3 separate regions of the Homo sapiens genome follow, and all the other regions are linked to region 1. The links are chromatin contacts, found by Hi-C in ENCODE. All regions are on one chromosome and are shown on one strand. The core of a region is the stretch at or near the end of the contact, and the rest is flanking DNA. Distances in the headings are between cores, read along the strand shown.

What was found. Hi-C counts contacts between places; a loop is a spot of excess contacts on that map. Pooled maps may share reads with other maps.
Region 2: a pooled map shows a loop between it and region 1 (17-fold over the local background). The contact joins the promoter of ZMYM3 here to the promoter of PIN4 in region 1. A Hi-C loop is called at or near these places in 7 of 50 pooled maps.
Region 3: a map of CD8-positive, alpha-beta T cell shows a loop between it and region 1 (5-fold over the local background). The contact joins the enhancer-like site here to the promoter of PIN4 in region 1. A Hi-C loop is called at or near these places in 1 of 168 maps with a recorded cell type or tissue (CD8-positive, alpha-beta T cell), 1 of 37 single-sample maps with no recorded cell type and 10 of 50 pooled maps.

What each region holds. Positions count from the first base shown.
Region 1 is chrX:72,179,923-72,184,451 of GRCh38, reverse strand. PIN4 (peptidylprolyl cis/trans isomerase, NIMA-interacting 4) reads right to left here and starts at 2,695. Exons shown (of 4, transcript NM_006223.4): 1 at 2,624-2,695. The coding sequence starts at 2,666. RefSeq lists an enhancer at 2,436-2,655.
Region 2 is chrX:71,251,822-71,256,816 of GRCh38, reverse strand. It overlaps ZMYM3 (zinc finger MYM-type containing 3), which reads left to right and starts at 2,677. Exons shown (of 25, transcript NM_201599.3): 1 at 2,677-2,788; 2 at 3,543-4,228. The coding sequence starts at 3,562. LOC105373247 (a long non-coding RNA gene) reads right to left here and starts at 2,009. Exons shown (of 4, transcript XR_938434.2): 1 at 1,817-2,009. RefSeq lists silencers at 2,062-2,111, 2,132-2,181.
Region 3 is chrX:71,180,081-71,184,734 of GRCh38, reverse strand. It overlaps LOC107985688 (a long non-coding RNA gene), which reads left to right. Exons shown (of 2, transcript XR_001755878.2): 2 at 718-1,353. Among named protein-coding and RNA genes, the nearest start is that of NLGN3, 38 kb to the right of the region's middle. RefSeq lists enhancers at 2,263-2,352, 2,402-2,696, 2,753-2,802. Within about 2 kb of position 2,679, at least 35 of the 41 ENCODE cell types and tissues checked have a DNase peak (open chromatin) inside an H3K27ac peak, as active enhancers do; they include CD8-positive, alpha-beta T cell, where a contact is called at or near this core.

The sequences.
Region 1 (4,529 bases), core at 1,446-3,945:
ATGTCATGCTCTCTACTCCAAGCTACCTGCCCCGGGGGCACACGATGGAACTGTGCCACTCAGAACTAGTTCAGTCTCTGGCTATAACCTCCTGTTCTTCCAGCTTCCTCATGTCTCATTCCCACAATACTTGCTCTTTAACTTCACAGAACCTCTCCCTTGACCCCAGTCCCTTCGTCCTGCTACATTCACCTAGGCCACCAGACTTCTTTTTCCCTTCCCACTCTGGACCCCATGTTCCTTCATCTGAACTGCATTCCCACTGGCCCTTGTAATTCCCTGGTGTTGCTATCCTCCTATCATAACTGCCTAACAAAACCTCAACCATGGCTTAAGGCTGCACCTAGCTCTTTTCAATCCTATATTGTGCCAATTGCATAGTACTAGGTAAATCAGACTGTGAAGATTATGTAGTCTACAAATTCATGGCCTTTGATCTTAGTCAGGCTCCTAGCCCTGAAGGCACTTCTTTTGTGTTTCATTCCCTCTTCCATTACGATATTCCAGACCTTTACCACTCTCCTCAAGATGCCTACTGAGTCCCTGCCCCTCCATCTCCTTTCCTATGACCTCAAGCATAAGGTGTCCCTGCTCCCCCTAGGTCCTGGATTCCATTTTCTCCTAAATCTCACTCTTCTGTACCTTTACCTCTTTTACTTTACTGGATCCTTCAGCTTCACTCCCAAGTTTTCCCCATTCCAAAGAAGCAAAGAAAATAAAACTTTCTCTTAATCCTCTGTCCTTCTCTATCTACCATCCCATTTCCATGCTTTTCAATTAAAACTTTCCAAGAAGTCCAAATTACCACTTCCCAGTCAGTTCTCTAGTCACGGTAATCTGGCTTCTGTTTCACTGAAACCACTTTTACCCAAGGCCACCTCTAATTTCCAAATCTGCTGTTCTTGATAGACTATACCCTCTCTCTTTAAAACATTCTGGTCTCTCCAGCCTCTGGCCACCATTCTGCACTCCCTCTATCTGTCTGCCTCTTTCTCTGCCTGTCCTAGGATCACATCCTCTGCTCTCTGCTCTTTTCATTCTATAAACTCTCCATGGATAATTGCATACACTCTAATGGGCTCAACTACCATCTATAAGTTAGCGACTCCTAAAACTTACATGTACAGTCTAGACCTCTCCCTCAAACTTTAGACTCAAATATCCAACCACTTCCTGACTACATCTCCACTGAGATGTCCCACAGACACCTCAAAGCCAATCTATCTGAAAGTGAATTCATCAATCTCATCCCCGCTCCTCATGTATCCTTGATGTTACCCTGCAGGACCAGCAACAGGTTAGAAATCCAATCCAGAAAACAGAATGATCGTTGATCCTCCCTCACCACCCCTCCCCAACCCAATAAATCACCAAGTCTTGACTATTTCACATCCTAATATTTACAGAATCTTTTCTCTTTTCTCAGTTCCCACAGCCACTCCCTTAGGTCAGTCCACCATCATCTCTCACCAAGACTACCACAACAATCTCCTTACAGGTCTTTCTGATCCTTAACTGTCCTTCTTAGCAGAATATATAGCACTCTCCATGATCTCGTCTTTGTTTCTGTTTTCATTCTCACCACTTGCCATTCTGCCTTGAGTTTTTGCTCCAGCAACACTACGCTGCACACATCATGCTGTTTCTCACCTCAGTGCTTTTGCTGCTGGACCCCAAGTAAGGAATGCTTTAACCTACCCTCAATGCACATCTTGACCTGCCTAATTCATCTCCAGGAAGTCTTCCGTTCCCTGTTCCCCAGCTAAATGAAGGACTTCCCTCAATTTCTATTATATCCCATACACATCCCTCAACACTACATTTAGTACAGTGCTTTATGATCACTAAGCCTTTATCTTCCTCACTACTTCGGGAGCTCCTTAAGGCCAAAATCTCTTTTTTTTTTTTGAGACAGAGGCTCGCTCTGTCGCCCAGGCTGGAGTGCAGTGGCGCGATCTCGGTTCATTGCAACCTCTGCCTCCCGAGTTCAAGCGATTCTCCTGCCTCAGCCTCCCGAGTAGCTGGGATTACGGGCGCGCACCACCACCACGCCTGGCGAATTTTTGTATTTTTAGTAGAGACGGGGTTTCGCCATGTTGGCCAAGCTGGTCTCGAACTCCTGACCTCGTGATCCATCCTCCCTCGGCCTCCCAAAGTGCTGGGATTATAGGCGTGAGCCACCGCGCCCAGCCTTCTGTCTTATTTGTGTATCCTCAGCGCTTAGCACTCTGCCTGACACATTTCTGTTCAATGGATGAATGATTCCTTCCCCGATGGTGGGCATGTCATTCTGTAAGCATTAAAGTGAACTTTAAGGACCATAACCAATGTGTACTTCCTATTGCTGGCTTTTGATAAGACCCAATTTTAGAGCTCTAATAACCCCTTGAAATAGCAGCCCTAAGTCATCGCCTCCGAGGAACTATCCCCATCAGATTCCATTACCCACTAGGACGGTCCCTGAACCGTAGCCCAATGTATTCCTACAGATGTAATCGATGGCAGCACTGTGGGGCCACTGGCTACCTGCTGCGTCCGTCCCGGACTCCGGAGATGGACTGTCTGTTCCCTCCCTTCGCTCCTCACCCGCCCCCATTCTCCTTGATCGCTCTGGCCGCTCTACCTTTCCCCGCTTTTCCAGAACCACTTTTTCCTTTGGGCGGCATCTTGGAAGCTTGTTGTTGAACGCTGAACCGCTCCAGTTGCCGTACAAGCCCCTTTAGAAGCCCCGCCATGGGCATGTCCTAAACAAATGCCTGAAAGCCGCATCTCAATTGACCGTTCTTATTGCGGCTCCGGAAGCAGGCACAGCTTGGGGCAGACCCCGTCCTTTGGCTCTTGGACCAATGGGGCTGAAGATGTCTGACCAATAAGACGCTTGGGCCGAAACAAAGGCAGAGGGGCGGAGACAAAGGCCGGATTAGGGCGGGAAGCCTGGCCTCTGCGCTTTTTGTGACTTCTTTCACGCACCCTAATTTGCACCAGATCCCCCACTCCCCACACTCTACGCCCGAAGCTCCCCCGTTCCCCTCAACCTGGCTTTTTTCACGCGTGCGCAGTAGGAGCCACGGGGGTGGGTGGCTCTGCAGTCCCTCGGCGCCAGCTCTGGCCAATCCCGCGGGGCCGCCAGACAAAGGGAAGCAGGAGTACTGTGGTGGCGGCCAACTTCCGCTGTCTCCTCCTACACACAGGGCTGCCCTCCCTGGCAGTTTTTCGTTTGTTAATTTTATTCTGCAGTTGTAGCTAATTAGGTTCAAAAGGTAGTTTTTAAAAAAGCCTGTCACCTTTTTGCGTCTTGCAGAGCTCAGTCATGGAGAAACATTGGAAGCAGTCTGAGTGCTCCTCAGTCGGGTACTGCTTAAATAATGTTTTAGCCACACAAGAAGATATTATACAACATTCAAAATAACGATTGTAAGGCTGTGTGTACAGATAGGGGAAATGTTTTTAAGACCAAGATAAAGAATATGATTCCTTGTAAAAGAAGTATATGTAATGTATTGTATGTTATATGAATATAAAGGAGAGGAAAGCTATAGAGCAAGATGTGGCCAGTGGTGCTAGTGCATACAGGTCATCGTGTTTGTTTCTGTGTATTTTCCAAAATTTCCATAATGGTGCAGCATAGTGTAGTAAAAGCATGGATTCTGGAGCCAGATTGCCCAGTTTCAAATCCCTGCTCCACATCTGTCTACTAGCTCCATGACCTTGAGGAAGTTACTTCACCTCTCTTTGGCTCAGTTTCATCATCTGTGAAATGGAGTTGATGATAATAGTACCTACTATTATCCTATCAGGTGTTAAGAGAATTAAACAAGTTCATATCTGTAAAGCACATAAAATGATGGCTTGCTCATATTAATAATGTTTGCCTAAGATAAATGATTTTTGAATTTGTGCCCACACACTTTTTCTCCCCTTACAATCCCTCCCACCATCAATAATTTGTATATGATATGTCAGGGCGTTTCCTCCAGTCCATGAGAGAGCTGTCCTAGCTTGCCACTACCAGCCAGAATATAGAGGTCTTCCAGCTCAGAGTTTAGTTTTTGGATGCAGCCTTGCTGGACCTGGAGATGCTTCATGCTCATACCAGGGAATCAGGTGTTTCTGAGACTGTGCTCATTCCCTACTCAAGACATAACATGGAGCCCTCTTATGTTTGGCTGCTTTAAATTCTGGACACATTTTGGGCACTCCTTGTTTTCGGATTGGGAGTGATCAACTGCGGAGGACACATCTAGTGGTGAGGGGATCATTGCTCTGCCACTTCTGAAGTGGATCCCGCACCTGTACTAATTCTCCAAGTTCGGCTGCGAGATGGAGGGGCGGGGGAGTTGGGATTGGGTGTTGACGATGACAGCGTAGCCTTGTGTTCATCAGGTTATCTATGGCCAAGAGGCCCAAGAGGAACATTTACTTTTGATTTTTCTTTCTTTTTTTTTTTTTTTTATTTTTTATTTTTTATTTTTTTTTTTTATTGATCATTCTTGGGTGTTTCTCGCAGAGGGGGATTTGGCAGGGTCATA
Region 2 (4,995 bases), core at 1,428-3,927, 930 kb after region 1:
CCTATCAGAGTGGTAAATTTGTTAAAATCGATGAACCTACATTAACACATCATTACTAACCAAAGCCTGCGGTTTACATTAGAGTTAGTTCACCCTTGGTGTTTACATTCTGTATCTTTGAACAAATGTATACTTACAAGTATCCACTATTACAGTATCATGAGAGTATTTTCGCTACCGTAAAAATCCTCTGTGCTGTCTGCCATTAGTTGTTTTTTGTTTTTGTTTTTTTAATGTGGGGTTTTGTTTTGTTTGGTTTGAGACAGAGCCCTCGTCTGTCGCCCCGGGCTGGAGTGCAGTGGCGCCATCTGAGCTCGCTGCAATTTCTGCCTCCCAGCTCAAGTGATCCTCACACCTCCGCCTCCTGAGTAGCTGGGACTACAGGTGCACACCAGCACACCTTGCTAATTTTTTGTATTTTTTGTAGAGAAGGGGTTTCACCATGTTGCTCAGGCTGGTTTGGAACTCCCGGGCTCAAAGGATCCAACCGTCTTGGCATCCCAAAGTGCCAGGATTACAGGCGTGAGTCACTGCGCCAGACTTAAAATGTGGTTGTTAATGACTACGTCTGTTGCATAACCAAAATCCCCTATTATTGGGCATTTAGATTGTTTCCTTATCTGTTTTAAAGAGGAGAAAACTAAGGCCCTTCACTTGACAAGTCACTTGTCCAAAGTCACCTGGCTAAAAAGTAGGCAGAACTGATATTAGAAATCTGGTCTGACTCCAGAACCCATTCTTAGGCCACCACACTGCGTCTAGAATTAATAACACACCACTTAACCCCGTTAGATCAGCTCCCCTCAACTTGAAAGATAGTGACCAGGCACCTCCACAAGCAGAGCAGCCAAGGATTCAAGTATATGTTGAGGAAGGCAGGCAATACAGAAAAAACTAGGTGGCTCAACTGAGATGGAACAAGCAGAAAATGCAAAGGGGAGGTCCAGGAATAGAAATAAACAGGAGGTAGGAGATGGGTACACAGAATGCTGGTTAAGACAAAGAGAAAGCTGGATTTGGGAAATCTAAAAGTAAGAAACTCTGGCTTTTATCTCTGTATGTAGGAGGGAGCAAAGATAACCTCAAGGCCATGTGGGGAGCTAGCAAGGATAAGGTTTCTGGGAAAAGGAATGAGAAAAGGGAGGGTAAACTCCCGAGGACTACAAGAGCAGGAGAGGCTTTGTGTGGCCAGGAGGAGAGGCCAGAAGTCAACGAGGCAGGCTAGAATAGGCACTGGATACCAAACCTTCCTGTTCCTAAGGAGACTTCCTTCCAGCCTGAGCCTCCTCTAGTAGTTCGGCTACTAAATGCTCTCAGCCCTTAGGGGCTGTGGTGGGAAGTGGGGAGCGGGGATTGTAAAGTGCTCTAACTATTAATATAATGCGGACTGAGAATGGATGCTGGCACAATTTTTTAAAGGCAGTAGGCTTAACGCTAGTGCCACCTACCCCTACTCCACTTCTCTAGCCTAACCTCAGCCACACCCACATGCTAAGGACCATCCAGGAGGGGGGAGCGTGTAGCGCGCCTGCGTGCTCGTGCGCACGAGAAGCAGAGAGGCAGAGAAGGAGACAAAAAGAGATAGGGGGAGAGAGAGAGAGAGAGCGAGAAGAGAGAGACAGACAAGGACAGAAAGGGGGCTGGAGGAGAAAGAGAGAGAGAGATACAGAGAGAGAGAGAGAGAGAGAGAGAGAGAGAGAGAGAGAGAGAGAGAGAGAGAGAGAGAGAGAGATCAGCCCTGGTGAGGGAGGAAAACTCCATAGATAATACAGGGAGCTCCTGCAGGAAGACTCAGGGAGAAGATCCCAGAACTTACCCTAAGACTGTTGAGAGAGTAGGGGGTAGCTTTGCAGGACCTGGTTTGGGGGTCATCAAGCAGTAACGGTTACTGCACAGGCGTTGCCACTGAGCCAGAGCCATTTAACCCGACCTGTGTGGCTGGGGATCAAGCTTCAGATACCCCATAACTCTGACTCTCAGACTGTTTTGGGGGCCCCGTGGCTGCAGACAAGGGAAGGAGGGGCACGTGAGGGCTGGGTCCCTGCCTCCCCCCGTCCTCCGCTGTCACTCACTACCCCAACAGTCGCCCAGGGGGCGGGACCCGGAGAGGTGGGGATGGGGGAGGGTAATCTTGGCAGGCGCCTGCTGCATGGCGTAGGTAGGGACTATTGAGGGGGGCGGACGCCGAGGGGGTGAACACGAGTGGGAAGCTAAGAGAGACACGGGGAGGGGGAGGGGACCGGGAACCATTTGAATGAGAGGAGGGGATCACGGGTAGAGTGGGCTCCAGGAGGTAGGGCGAGCAGGGTGTGACGGGGGCCAGACTCTTGAGCCAGGTAAGGGGAGCAGGTGCGTAGATCTGTGTTTTTTGTGGGTGAGCGCACTCGGCCCTTGGGTGGAAAGGGGACGCCGCCTTTCCCGGGGGGCCGGCTTCAAAGCTCCAGAGGCTATCTTTTCCTTCTCAACTAACGGGGCCCCGGGCGGGGGCTCAGGCGCCGTCTCTAGTGGCTGCATTCCACTCCGCAATTTCCAGGCGGCCACTGGACTGGGAGTCTCGCGCCGGGGGCCGGCGCTGTCTCGCGAGCCCCCTCCTCGAGCCAGCCAATGGGGTTGGTTGCTGGCACCGCCCGCCCGCCTGGTGCAGAGCGCTGGGCGCTGCGAGCGGCGCTGCCATTTAAAGGGGCCGCGACCCCTGTCCCGGCTGCTAGGGAGGGAGGTAGAGAAGGAGCGCGGGGCCGTCGCTGTCTGCAGTTCTAGGCTTGTAGCCTTTGCACTAACCCTGCCGCAGGTAGGGGTCGGGCCTGCTCAAGCCGAACCGAACCTGCAAGCGGGATCTTGCAGTAGCCGGGAGGCGGTGGTGGGGGGGTCTAAGGAGAGATCGTAGCTCCAAAATGTCTTCCTGTAAATGCCTGAGGTTGGGGGTGGGCAACAGGAGAAGGGAGGACTGGAGGAGCAATGGGAAAGGGGGACGGGGCTGAGGAAGTGGGCGACCTGAAAGGTAACTGGGGGGAAGGGGTTGCGAAGGGCAGTTTGTGGGGGCGGGGGAAGGGCCGAGGGAGGACCTAGCAACGCGGGGAGGGGGGGTGGGGCCAGACAGGGTGGGTAAAGACTGGGGAGCTGGGGGGCTCCTGCAGAGTGGGGAGGGAATAGAAACTGAGATCGCGGGGGCGGGAAAGGCTCCTGGTGGCGACGGCCTTAGGAGACTCTAAGGGGGCGTTCAGCCTGAGTTGCGGGGGGTAAAAGGTAAGGGGGGAAGGGAATGGGAGTTGCAGTCGAGTAGGGGGGTGGGCGGGTAGAACGACCGACTGCCTGGCCAGTGTGGGCACGGGGCCAGGGCGGGGAACGCCTCTCCCCACTGGGGGCGCTGTATTGGGGGGAGTGGTCATTAGGACTAAAGCCTTCGGAAATGCTTGTAGATTGTGGTGGTGGGGGCTGCTCATGAGAAATCCAAGTGGATGATGGGGTGTGTCTCAGAGCCTATATAAGAAGGAATTCAGGCTAAGACCACCTCTACTGCCCCCTCTTCTACTCCTAATCTGCAGTACATATCCAGCCATACTCATGGACCCCAGTGATTTCCCCAGTCCATTTGACCCATTGACCCTGCCAGAGAAGCCCCTGGCTGGAGACCTACCAGTAGACATGGAATTTGGAGAGGATCTACTGGAATCCCAGACTGCCCCAACTCGAGGATGGGCCCCCCCTGGCCCTTCTCCATCCTCGGGAGCCCTGGACCTGCTTGATACCCCTGCTGGCCTGGAAAAAGACCCTGGAGTCCTGGATGGAGCCACTGAGTTGCTGGGGCTGGGGGGGCTGCTCTATAAAGCCCCCTCTCCCCCGGAGGTGGACCACGGTCCTGAGGGAACCCTGGCATGGGATGCAGGAGATCAGACCCTAGAGCCTGGACCAGGGGGCCAGACCCCTGAGGTGGTACCACCTGATCCAGGGGCTGGGGCAAATTCCTGTTCACCTGAGGGGCTACTAGAGCCTTTGGCTCCAGATTCTCCAATAACACTGCAGTCCCCACATATTGAAGAGGAGGAGACCACCTCCATAGCTACTGCAAGAAGGGGCTCCCCTGGGCAGGAGGAGGAGCTTCCCCAAGGGCAGCCACAGAGCCCAAATGCCCCGCCTAGCCCTTCAGTGGGAGAGACTCTGGGGGATGGAATCAACAGTTCTCAGACCAAACCTGGGGGCTCTAGCCCCCCTGCACATCCTTCCTTGCCAGGTAGGTTGCCTAATTATCTGGAGAATCAGGGCTGGGAGAGGGTGGTGGTAAGGAGGGGTGGCTATGTGCTTTGGGAAGTAGTGGGGAGGAGGAGGGTGGAGAGATAAGTGTAGGGATGTGTGTGGGGAAGGACTTGGGGTTTACGAGGGAGGAGTGGGGTGGTGTGTAGAGGAAGATTAAGGAAAGTAGGGGTGGGCACAGGCTGTGGGGGAGGAATGGGGTAAGGTTTCAGGGAGCGTAGGTTGGGAGGAGTGAATTTGGTGGGAAGGGTTCCCTTTTTCCTACCCCAGTGGGCTTTTGGTGCCAGAGTCCTTCCTTCAGGATTTGGGGGAGTACACCAGGCTTCTTGGTTCTAAGACCTTTACAGCTTTTTGGTTCTAGATGGGAGTGGGATTTCTGGGTTTGATGAATGGTAACTAGGTTCTGGAGCCCCTAACAGCATAAGGATTTCAGCAGAGCGATAGAAATGCAGGGTCTAGGATTGCGTCTCTGATAGGGGAGGGACAACCTTGACTTGAGAGGCTCTAGTGTCTCCCCTCTTCTGCCTAGTGGTGTGCCTCTATCAGGCTGTGACGAGGGTCTTAGGGCTTATATAACCACCTGAATCCAGGGGAAGCTACCCATACACTGATGCTTCCTTTTCCTTTTGCTACCTTTGGGTGGTTGTGTGTGTTTTTCATTGGTAAAATATAAATTCTTAATGAAAGGTATATTACCTGTGTTTCCTTAACCCCCAAGGATTGGGACAGAAAGCTGGTGGGAAGGAT
Region 3 (4,654 bases), core at 1,430-3,929, 1.0 Mb after region 1:
GATTAAATGCACAGGCTCTAGACTTTAATTTCCTAGATTCAAATCCCACTTCTTTCACTTACAGCTAGTTGTGTGGTGTTGGGGTAAGTCACTTCATCTCTTTGAACCACAGCTGGCTCATCTGCAAAATGGGCATGATAATGATACCTACATCAGAAGGTCACTGTGAGATTTAAAGAAGATAACATGCTTAATATATACCTGGCACCTAAGTAAATATCCAAGAACTATTTTCTATCGTTATTGTTTTTATGTTTCCAGTATCTACGACAGAATTGGCACTCAACAAACGTGTGTTGAGAGGGGAGGAGGAAAAGAAATAACAATCACTGGTTATTCCATTTCCTGATCAAAGTCGATTCCATTTGCTAATCCCACTCCCACCTCGGGAGGCAAATACCTTATCTCCATTTGGTTCTGTCACTCAGCTATTTCTGCAATCCCATGTCCTCTAGGAATCCTTTGCAGTTGAGAGCCAATAGCTTTCCTGGTCCCAATCTGCCTAGATAAACAAAAAACTCTCACGATTGCCCACTCCCACTTTTCATCTCAGTTACATGCATTTATCCTGATTCCTTCCCCCTGAAATTGCACTGACCCCAGATGTGTGGCTGGTGTGAACATTTGTGGATTACACATTTTACACATGAACCTACTTCTCCCCACCCTGCATGTATGTGCTTTCTGCATTTTCTTTTTTTATTTTATTTTTTTAAGACAGGGTCTCACTGAGTGCAGCGGCACGATCTTGGCTCACTGCAACCTCCGCCTCCCAGGTCCAAGCGATTCTCCTGCCTCAGCCTCCTGAGTAGCTGGCATTACAGGTATGAACCATCATGCCCAGCTAATTTTTGTGATTTTAGTAGAGACAGGGTTTCACCATGTTGACCAGGCTGGTCTGGAACTCCTGACCTCAAGTGATCCGTCTGCCTCGGCCTCCTAAAGTGCTGGGATTACAGGCATGAGCCACCGTGCCTGGCCGCTTTCTGCATTTTTAGTGTCACTCAACCCTTGTTGTCTCTGATTGTCAAGGCAACGACTACGTGTAAAGTAATGTGGACAGAGTCTTGGACAGAGAAATGCCTCAGAAATGTTTTGTGATGAAGATGAAGGAGAGGCGCTGGAAGCAGAAACTGGGGAGGGGGTAGGATTCGTGTCTCCACTTACTCTCCACCCCAGCAGGGACAGAAAGCATGCCTCCTCTTTCCTGTTCATTGGCTACATTCCTCTCTGAGGCCAGAGGGGCAAGCTGGACAATGCAAATGAACTTTGGATGAGACTTAGCCAAGGGGCCTCCAAAGGGAGAGCAGCGGGGCTGCTTAGGAGGGAATAAAAAAATAAGGTGGTCACCTATTTCTTAGCACCTTCTTTGTTTTCCCAATCGGCAAACTCCTGTCCTCTCCTGGAGATCCAAGACCAAAATGCAAAAGCTCCCTCAGAATATGTGCCTGAGTCTGAGAGCACTTTGCAGACTGGGAGGCCCCTGAGTCTCTAGCCTTTGGTATGATACTCAGGCTCCGGGGAATTGATCCTGCACCCATTATTCACAAAGCCCTATACAAGGCAGTGTTAAACTTAGGTCAAACTGCAAGTTTTCAATCACATGCTTTAGCTGTGGGATAAAGAGACACAGCAGAGAAGTGGTGATGGTTGTGTGAGCATCAAAGAGCAAATGAGACTACAAGAAGCAGCCCAAAGGGGGCAAATTTAGCCAGTCTCTTGCCAACTTCTCACTATGGATGTTCTATTGGCTTCATTTGACCCTATCCAGGAAAGCTAGGATTTCTTGTGCAGGTGGAAGTCCATTCATTCGCCTATTTCAGGGGTCTGGGTCCAGAAGAGCTTGTTAGTTCAGTCTCAGCTCCCTACTTTTCTTACTCCCCCTTCCTTTCCCCCTCCTCCTATTAACGACTGAAGGTCTGTTTCCTCTTTAGGGCTGCAATTTTGCATTTGCAGCCCCCGGCAAAACTGTCATACGTGCCCACCGCAGGTGCCCACTGCAGATGCCCGAGACCCAGAGAAATGTTTGTAAACTTTCAACCCTGACTGTACTCCCCCGGACTCCTCCCTCAGTGGGGCCGGCTGTTGGGGCAAGGCAGCTGACCTTTGCTAGGGACTCAGAGCTGCGGGGGTTCTGGAATTGAACTGGAAATTGAGTGGCAAAAGCCCCGCTGTCGTTTCTCCTGCCCCTGCTCCCACCCCGATCTTGTGGACGAGAAAAAGCTCAAAGAACAGTGAGGGGTTAAGCTCCTTATAAGGAAATGAACCTCCTCTTTCCTGTACGGAAATTGTGCTTTTTGCTTCTATATGTTCAAAATACACTGTAAAAAAACGATCCTCGATAGGATTCACCAAATCCACTTCCCTAGGGCGAGGCGGCGGAGGTGGGGGGTGGGCGTCGAGTGGGAGCGAGGAGAGAGAGGACGGGAGGGGCGGGAATCAGGCGAGTGTGTGAAGAATTTGAGGGATGAGTCATCAAAAACAAACTGGGAAAGGGAGCGGAACTAGTAATCCGAGCTGGGAAGCAGACGAACATTCATTAGACGCAGATCGTGTCAATCACGTTTGCTCCGCAAATGACCTGAGAGCCTGCCGGGCCTCTCCGACCGGAAAAAGGGTTTTGGTGGGCGGTCTAAAGATTTTGAAATCGGAAAAGGCAGATTGCTAGCGAGCCGTCAGAGCAGCTTGCCGCAGCTCAGGCGGGCTCCGCAGAAAGATGGCGTTTGCTATCAAGGTCACATGGCCACTTTAGGGGACTAAAACGAAATACTAGCTGAGAACAACAGGAACTGCCAGCACAGGATCAGATTTTCAGAAGCAGTCTCAATTCTAAGTGTCTTTTTCTAATTAGAATCGTAAGCACATTTTTTTGTATTTGTCCGAACACATGTCCTAAGTCATCAAAACTATGTGAAGGGGTGGAGTTTCACTGGGGGTCTTCTCTTTCCGGGAGCCTGAAAAGGATGGGAGGAGGGTGGGGGAAACCCAAGGGCCAGGGTAACCGCAGAACCGGAAAGCAGCACGTGCCAGGACAGAAGGCACCCACTAGGGTCTCTGCACTGAGAGCAGTATGGGAAACCGATTCCACCAGGGACTGTGAAACTCACTAGATCTGTTAGGCTGGTGCAAAAGTAATGGCGGTTTTTGCCGTTAAAGGTAATTGCAAAAACCGCCATTACTTTTGCACCAACCTTCAGGTTCGGGTCTACGCAGCTTTGTCTAACCTCTGACCTCTCATGAGTTGGGAAAGGTTACCCTGGCAAAAAAGGATTTGCTTAGGTGCCCTATACATTGTACCAGATAACTTCCTCTATGATTTTTTTTTTTTTTTTTGAGATGGAGTTTTCACTCTTGTTGCCCAGGCTGGAGTGCAATGGCACGATCTCGGCTCCTTGCAACCTCCGCCTCCCGGGTTCAAGTGATTCTGCTGCCTCAGCCTTCGAAGTAGCTGGGATTACAGGTACCTGCCACCACATCTGGCTAATTTTTTGTACTTTTAGTGGAGATGGGGTTTCACCATGTTGGCCCAGCTGGTCTCGAACTCCTGACCTCAGGTGATCCACCTGCCTCAGCTTCCCAAAGTGCTTGGATTACAGGCGTGAGTCACTGCGCCTGGCCTCCTCTGTGGTTAAGCTTTATTTATTTATTTATTTATTTATTTATTTATTTATTTATTTATTTTGAGATGGAATTTCGCTCTGTCATCCAGGCTGGAGTGCAGTGGTTCAGCTCAGTGCAACTTCCACCTCCCGGGTTCAAGCTATTCTCCAGCCTCAGCCTCCCGAGTAGCTGGGGTTACAGGAGTGTGCCACCATGCCCAGCTAATTTTTGTATTTTAGTAGAGATGGGGTTTATTTTATTTTTATTTAGTAGAGGCAGGGTTTCACCATGTTGGCCAGGCTAGTCTCAAACTCCTGACCTTAGGTGATCTGCCCATCTCGGCCTCCGTAAGTCCTGGGATTACAGGTGTGAGCCATCAGGCCCGGCCAACTATGGTTAAACTTTAGTTGATACAAGATAAGAAATGTGAACACTGTAAGCCCATTTGTTTGTGTGTTCTCTTGTTACCTCTTTTGGTTACTTTCTTATTCATTAGTGTCCTAGCAAATGTTACTTTTCAAAAATTGCAGCCTTGTCTTAACTAAAAGATAAAAAGGAATTTGTTTACTTCTTAGCCGGTACAGTTAGAGGGCATGCACTCTGGCAGCCCTGTAATATAGGGACCAGGGAAGAACTGAGGCAAATAAAAGTAGTGATCCATGAATCGAAGCATTCAAATCTAGCTGATGGTTTCTTTCTTTTGCACTTCTGCCATTTTCATGCCCCTCACCTGCAATTGACAATCCAAACTGAGAGCTGGTCCAGGATTCTCCAGCACCCAGAAGAGCCTGAGTGGGCACAACAGAAACTCAGACTTTAAGGGTACCTAGGAATGGAAGTAGTAGCAGAAGGATTAACCTTTTCATTAGCTCAGTCTTGTCCTTGCTCAGCTCTGGCCATCCCAGTTCAAGCCATCCCCTCAAACTATGCTCTACTAATACTCCTTTATAAGTTATCATCAGACCACTCCAGTTTTTGTTTGTTTGTTTGTTGTTGTTGTTGTTGAGACAGAGTCTCAGGCTGTCGCCCAGGCTGGAGTGCAGTGGCGCGGTCT